Regions from separate parts of the Homo sapiens genome. Here region 2 is linked to region 1. A link is a contact called in ENCODE Hi-C or POLR2A ChIA-PET data. All regions are on one chromosome and are shown on one strand. Each heading gives the region's core, a stretch centred on a gene start or an enhancer-like site at or near the end of the contact. The rest is flanking DNA. Distances are from core to core; before and after follow the strand shown. Region 1 overlaps LOC105373143 (a long non-coding RNA gene). Region 2 has its middle 150 kb from the start of LINC02815.

The links. A loop is a pair of places that touch in the nucleus more often than their neighbours do. ChIA-PET counts read pairs that join two places held with the same protein, here RNA polymerase II (POLR2A). Pooled maps may share reads with other maps.
Region 2: POLR2A ChIA-PET joins it to region 1 with 10 read pairs in HepG2. The contact joins two enhancer-like sites. A Hi-C loop is called at or near these places in 2 of 168 maps with a recorded cell type or tissue (dorsolateral prefrontal cortex and psoas muscle) and 3 of 50 pooled maps. POLR2A ChIA-PET finds 5 or more read pairs at or near these places in 1 of 52 experiments (HepG2).

Annotation. Positions count from the first base shown.
Region 1 is chr1:228,961,764-228,965,623 of GRCh38, reverse strand. LOC105373143 (a long non-coding RNA gene) reads right to left here. Exons shown (of 3, transcript XR_949234.2): 2 at 2,629-2,761; 3 at 327-423. Among named protein-coding and RNA genes, the nearest start is that of LINC02815, 190 kb to the left of the region's middle. Within about 2 kb of position 1,608, at least 14 of the 41 ENCODE cell types and tissues checked have a DNase peak (open chromatin) inside an H3K27ac peak, as active enhancers do.
Region 2 is chr1:229,001,986-229,005,845 of GRCh38, reverse strand. No RefSeq gene overlaps it. Among named protein-coding and RNA genes, the nearest start is that of LINC02815, 150 kb to the left of the region's middle. Within about 2 kb of position 2,110, at least 4 of the 41 ENCODE cell types and tissues checked have a DNase peak (open chromatin) inside an H3K27ac peak, as active enhancers do.

The DNA.
Region 1 (3,860 bases), core at 359-2,858:
TAGGTATATATATACACATACACACACATACTTATACAATACAGTGGATTCCTGAACAATGCAGGGATTGGGGCACTGACCCTCCATCCAGTCACAAATCTGCTTATAACTTTTGACTCTTTAAAACTTTAATTACTAATAACCTCTTGTTGACTGGAAGCCTTACTGATAACATAAACAGTTGGTTAACACATATTTTGTACATTATATGTAATAAAACTGTATTCTTATAACAAAGTAAGCTAAAGAAAAGAAAATGTTATTAAGAAAATCATAAGGAAAAGAAAATGTATTTCCTATTCATGAAGTGGAAGTGGATCATCATCAAGGTCTGCATCCTCATTTTCTTCACATTGAGCAGGCTGAGGAGGAGGAGGATGGGTTGGTCTTGCTGTCTCAGGGGTGGCAGAGGCAGAAGAAAATCTGTATATAAGACACACACACAGTCCTCCAAGACAAGGTAATAACAATTATGGTATATTTTAATTTTTCACATTTAACAAATTCATAGTTTTAGCATCGCTGTCTCCCTGTTCACCACGCACACATAAAACACAATGACCGTGTGGATGATCTTATTTAAAGATACAACTAAATCCCTAAATTTGATGCCTTTCTGAAGGTGGGGCAAAGACCAATAACGCATCTTTCCACCACTCACTACTACCCCGTTGCCAATGACAGCCATACGGAAAATGTTTTAATGTACTGCTCACAGCAACCACCTGAGCCCAGCATTCGGGTTCCCATTTCCATGGTGAATAACCAGGACTGTTAAGTGACTTCCTGGGGGTTCGCAGTGGCCTGCCGCAGACCCAGGCCTGGCCGTCTGTCCTCTCCCCTGTGCCTTGTCTTGGAGGCTCACTGTCTCTGGTATGGATCAAGCTGCTCACTCCAGCCCAAGACCCTTCCAGGAATGAGATTTATTTACACACAGCAGCAGTGTTTACAGACAGCAGGATGTGGCCTCTCTGAGTTGTCCTGTGGAAGCAGAATGCTGTCCTGCAGTGTGTAACAAGGGGAGGGGACATTTGGTCACTCCTCACTAAGGGACACCTCTTTTCCTTTCTCTCTAGCCCCTCCAGGATCCAAACACACTGAGCAAGCAAGGGCAGCTGCTTTGGGTTTTGTTCATCTGTTTTTCTTGTATTTTAATCAGTACACTGTAGGGTCGGAAGGGTCCCACCCACGACTGGGAGCTTGAAGATCTTTCCAGGGGCCGCTGGGTGGTTTGCTTCAGCTCATGTGACTCCTCCTATCACATCTGAAAAACTCTGAACTGAGTAAACTCACATTCCATTTAGGTGAGATAGCAAGTTCCAAATGATGAAAACAGTTTGCAAAGAAATGTGCTAGAATATTTTGAAAACAGCTTGTACTTGAAGGAATGCAGGGAGAGTGAGATTAGAGAGAGGGATTGCTTCAATCACTATCAGAAATTCCTGAGCACAATCTTTGGTATATGGGCACTTTTTTTCCTTATAAAAAGAAATGTGACTAAAGAGTGGAGAAAATGCCCCCTCCATTTGTCTTCTTGTGATCCTGCCCACCTCCAAGGTCCAGCTCAGCTATGACCTCCACTTTGGCCTGGATCCCACTCCAGCCTCAAACCTCACTCCTTCCTCTGAACCACTGACTGGCTGTGATATTTCCTTTGATACTTAATCTCATAAGGTTTTATATTGCATCGCTTATCTTCCAATAAGCAGATTGTGAGCTATTACAGTGCTGACAAAGATCAAATTAAGGCTGAGTCCAGTGGCCTACGCCTGTAATCCCAATGCTTTGGGAGGCCAAGGTAGGAGGATCACCTGAGCCTAGCAGTTCAAGACAAGCCTGGTAACAGAGTGAGACCTCATCTCTACTAAAAATAAAGAAAATTAGCTGGGCATGATGGTGTGTGCCTGTAGTTTCAGAGACGCCAGAAGCTGAGACAGGAGGATTGCTTGGGCCCAGGAGTTCGAGATTGCAGTGAACTATGTTTGCTACCACACTCCAGCCTGGGCAACAGAGCGAGATCTTGTCTCTTAAAAAAAATCACGAATACTATGTAGCCATAAAAAAGGATGAGTTCATGTCCTTTGCAGGGACATGGATGAAGCTGGAAACCATCATTCTCAGCAAACTAACACAGGAACAGAAAACCAAACACCGCATGTTCTCACTCATAAGTAGGAGTTGAACAATGAGAACACATGGACACAGGGAAGGGAATATCACACATCGGGGCCTGTCAGGGGGTGAGGGGCTAGGGGAGGGATAGCATTAGGAGAAATACCTAATGTAGATGGCGGGTTGATGGGTGCAGCAAACCACCATGGCACGTGTATACCTATGTAACAAACCTGCACGTTCTGCACATGTATCCCAGAACTTGAAGTATAATTTAAAAAAAAAAAAAGAAAAAAAATCAAACTGATGTTTGATGCCATAAATATTTGGTCAATATATATTAATTTTATATGTATAATTGTGTGCATTTCAAAGAAGAAATTTTAAAAATCCTAATTAAAATGGCTTTGGCTTCGAGGAACAGAAATCCCTGACTCCAACGTCCTTGTCAGTTAGAGATGTATAATCACATATGACAAGATGTTCCAAGGTGGTGCAGCTCCAAGTTTGGCTCACCTGATAACTCAACAACGTCTTTGGGGACCAGAGATCTACTCTTTCTGCTCTGCTGACTTCCACAGGTTGGATTGGTCTTCAGGACAGTTGCCCTCACGGTGGTAAGTTGGCTGTGCAATTCCAGATATCTCATCTAAAACAAAAAAATCCAGAAGAAAAAGGACTGCCTCTTTCTTGTGTATTTTTTAATTGTGCAAAACTCTTTCTCAGAAGCCCTCCAGTAAACTGAGAGGGGAGGAGATGGGAGGCAGGAGGATCACTTGAGGCCAGGAGTTCAAGACCAGCTTAGTCAACATAGCAAGACCCTATCTCTTAGAAAATAAAGGTAGGGGGTGGTAGGGGGAAATGACAAATATTGGCAAAGATGTAGAGAAATTAGAATCTTTTTTTATTGCTGGTGGGTATGTAAAATGGTCCAACCACTGTGGAAAACAATTTATCAATTTCTTAAAAGATTAAACAGAATTACCATATGACCCCAAAATTCCACTCCTAGGAATATGTGCAAATAAATTAAAATTAGAGACTGGGACAGATACTTGTACACCAGCAACAGTATTCACAAAAGCCGTAAAGCCACTGATGGATGAATGGATAAATAAAATGTGGTATGTCTGTCCAATGGAATACTATTCAGTCACAAAGAGGAATTAAACTTTGATATATGCTAAAACATTGATTAACATTAAGGAATAATGCTAAGTGAAATATGCCAGTCACAGAAAGACAAATACTGTATGATTCCACTTACATGAGGTACCTAGAGTAGGTAATTTCATAGAGACAGGAAGAAGAGGGGTTATCACAAGCTAGGAGGAAAGAGTTGGGAGCTATTATTTAATGGGTACAACATTTTTGTTGGGTAGAATGAAAAGGTTTTGGAATATAGATGGTGCTGATGGCTGCACAACAATATGAATGTGTGTAATGCCACTGAAGTGCACACTCACGAATGGTTAAAATGATAAACATTATGTTAGGAATATATTACCACAGTAAAAAATATAATGTCTGCCACATGAGTCTGCTTCTTTTCTTAGCTTCAAAGGTTATGGTGTTCTGAGTTTATTCTCTACTTAACCCGTTTTGCTTTGTTTTGTTTTGTCCTGTTGATTTGATTTTGTTGCAGCCATCACGATTTACACGTGACATTACAGGACAGACTTGTGGATGTGTCTGTTACACCTTCAGTAAGGGTCCTTCCATTTGGCAGAGGATTGCACAGATCCCAG
Region 2 (3,860 bases), core at 861-3,360, 40 kb before region 1:
GGAGGGTTGGGGGTGAGGGGGGCACCCTTTGCTCTTCCTCCAGCTTCTGCCTCCCAATGGCGGGACCCGGGACCAAGGACGTCCCACTCCCCGCTCCACTCTTGGCTGTGGTGGTGTGTGTCCCACATCGGAGGCAGCTGTAGTTGTTGATTGAAATGGGACACACATTTCCACACATTGTTAGCTGAGTTCGCTGGTAGGAGGACACACACTGGGGAAAGAATCTTGGCTTAGGAATTGGACAGACAAAGCCAGGTACTATTGCCTATTTAACAGCTGTGTGATCTTGGGTAAGTTAGAAGTCCCTGTAATTCTCGGTTTCCTTCTCTATGACATGAGAATAATGCATGCTTGACAGGCTTGTGTAAGGACAAAATGAAGTCATGTGTGCGAAAACCCTAGGGATGTGTCAGATACAGAGGAAGTGTGCAGTCATTGTTAGCCTCATGTACACACTCACACACACTCTCACACTCACACCATCACACCCTTCACACCACACATCCTCTCACACATCACACACACACACCAAACACACTGGCACACAGGCCGTACACACTCACACATGCACATCCTGCAGGTCCCTGAGGCGCAGGCACTATGCTTGGGCAGCATTCTGAAAGTACAGCAGGACCCATGGCCAGTGCAAAGGAGGGTTAGGGGGCACTTTACACTCCCTGGCAGAAGGTCTGAAGGGACTCTGAAGCCAAAACAGATGTAAGGAATTTGAGAAAACACTGGCAAGAAGGGCGTGGTGGCTCACACCTGCAATCCCAGCACTATGGGAGGCCAGCCTGGGCAACATGGCAAAACCCCGTCTCTAGAAAAGCATAAAAAATCAGCCAGGGTTGGTGGTGTGTTTTCACTCAGCTACTTGGGAGGCTGAGGCGGGAGGATTGTTTGAGCCCAGGAAGTTGAGGCTACAGTGAGCCGTGATCACACCACTGCACTCCAGCCTGAGCAACAGAGTGAGACCTTGTCTCAAAAAAGAAAGAAAGAAAGAAAAGACACTGGTGTTAGCTTTCAAGTCTTTAGAACTTGCTCCTACAGGGTCTTGATGCGATGGACAAAAGCAGCTGAATCGAGCAGTAACAGGTGTGTGAACGAATCCTCCTACGCGTACCCCTCACGTCTGTGTTCTGCCCACTTCTGCAGAGAATCTCTGCCCCAAGCCAGGCCAAGGGACCTCTTTACATGAGCAGCCAAGGGACAGAGACCTCTGGCTTCCCCAGGTGGGCCGGGGAAGCACAGAACAGCCAAGGGTGTCCCGATGTCTATTCACAGTGTATCTTCTTCCATCTTGAAAGTGCGTCACTTGTGGAAGGAACAAAACGCCATTACCCTCTATCTCATGGAGAAGCAGAGGTAAAAAGCAGAGAAGCGCTGTTTTACCCCAGCCTTCCTTATCTCTCTCAGCCATACTGGAAGCCCCCAAGGACGCATGATTATCTCAGGGTGACTGATGCTCTCTCTTTCCTTAATGCCACACACATAAGTCCACACTTTCAGCAGAAGAAAATACATAAGTGAGTGTAACAGAACAAGAGCCAGCTATGCATGCTTACATAATATTGTTTTGGGGCCTGTAAAACCCTGACTAGAAAAAATATTCCTTGTGCTCATGCCCGGGAGTCCACTCACAGCTCTGGTCTAGTCCCTTCAGTGTGGTGTTTTGATGCTGTTAGAAAGCAAAATGCCCCTGAGAAAGGGTACAGCTTGTGAAAAATCTGCAGGCATGAAGGCTGTGAGGGCTTTGTTAGAGGCGGGAAGAGCATCTGTTATTGGCCAACGAAGGTGGGTTCATTTCTGCATTAGCTCTGTGAGCCCAACCCTGAGCCAGACACCAAGATACTCGGTAAAGTAACCCCTTAGTAATGGTTTCTGGTTGGACCATCTCCAGAGCCCTAGGAAAGCCCATGAAAGGAGCTGCCATCTGACGTGGTGTTGGCCTGCAGCCCTTGCTCGAGGCTGAGGAGGACATCTGGGCCTTCCGCTGCCTGGGTGTTTGCCTGGTGAACAATGGCTGTAGCCAGAGTGTCTCCTCAGAGTCAGGCCCCGGGCTCTGTGACCTCAGGAGGTCAATAAATATTTGTTGACCGACAGACTCCACTGCTTGTCTTATTACAGACACACAGGGGGCCTGCCACTGCTGGCCAAACCCCAGTGTGGCCCCATCAGAAAACACAGGACAATAAACAGAGACGGATGGTCTGCCAGGAAAGACAGTGTCTTCCATTTGGTCATCCTCTTCCCAGCTGTGCCCTTCATTGAAGTTACAGGGCAGAGCGAGTGGCCTCACCAGGCCTCGGGGGCACCAGGACCTGAGGCACCTCCTTCCTCCCTCCCCTCCCCCTGTCCCGAGGTGTGATGGACAAAGGGAAACCCCGCCGGGGTGCCGGCTGATTAACCTCCCTTTCACACTGGCCTGGTGCGGGGCCTGGGCCGAAGTTCCACAGAGTTAGCAGATGTACTTCTAATTATTTATTAGGACTTCTCTCAGTGTGGCTCTTCTAATGAGACACTCTAAACTCCCAGAGGCTCGCCCGCAGGGGAATCATACAGCCACAGTTTGCAGGCAGGAAAGGCATGTCTCCATCACCACCCAGCTTTTGCCTGAATTTAGGTATGCTGTTATGTGTAAAGCGTAGAAAGTCACAGGTTTAAACACTAAGCCAGGAGACCTGGCGGCTGGAATGGCCTAAATGTTGACTTCATGGACTGAATTGTGTCCCCCCAAATTCATCTTGAATTCTTAATCCTCAGGACCTCAGAATGTGACTGTATTTGGAAACAGGATCTTGAAGAGGTAATTGAGTTAAAACAGGGATGGGCTAATCCAATCTGACTGGTGTCCTTATAAGAAGAGGAGACTGGACACAAACACAAACAGGGAAATTGTGTGAGGACACAGGGAGAAAATGACCAACTGCAAGCCAAGGAGAAGCTACCCTGGTAACACCTTGATCTTGGACTTCCAGCTTTGCAGAATCACAAGAAAATACATGTCTGTTGTGTAAGCCACCCAGTCTAAGCGGCTCTGATATGGCAGCCCTAGCAGACTAATGCAGTGGCCCTGGGGAATGTTGTCCTTTATACCCGGGGCTTCACAGCTTACCATGTGTGCCATGGCTAGTGGCTTGTGCAGTCTGCACCACAGGCCTGAAGGGCAGGTCAAGAAGTATTACAGGACTCCTGCCCCTTATCTAAAACTACTGGGAACAAATGTGTTTGGACTTCAGGATTCCTCAGATTTCAGAAAGATCAAGCATGCATATACCACAAATTATTGAACACTGAGTGAGTCTGACATAGCACCCATAATTAAACACACGAACACTTCTGAAATGAAACAGGATGCGTGTGTGTAGAGATAGATGTCTAGATATAGATATGTAATTGCACTGAGGGATTTATATAGTTTGGATATTTGTCCTCCCCAAGCCTCATGTGAAATTTGATCCCCAGTGTTGGAGGTGGGGCCTAGTGGGAGGTGTTTGGTCATGGGGGGCTGATCCCTCATGAATGGCTTGATGCCCTTCCCCAAGATAATGAGTGATTTTTATTCTATGAGTTCACGTGAGAGCTGAGAGCTGGTTGTTTGAAGGAGTCTGACACCTTCTCCCCGCCCTCTTGCTCCCTCTTTCTTGCCATGTGACATGCCTGCTCCCCCTTCACTTTCTGCCATGATTGGGAGCTTCCTGAGGTCCTCACCAAAAGCAGATGTCAGCGCCATGCTTCTTGTATAGCCTGTGGAACTGTGAGCCAAAGAAACCTCTTTTCTTTATAAATTACCCAGCCTCAGGTCAGCAGCACAAAACAGACTTAGACAGGGATACATATAGAATATATATAACCTCCTG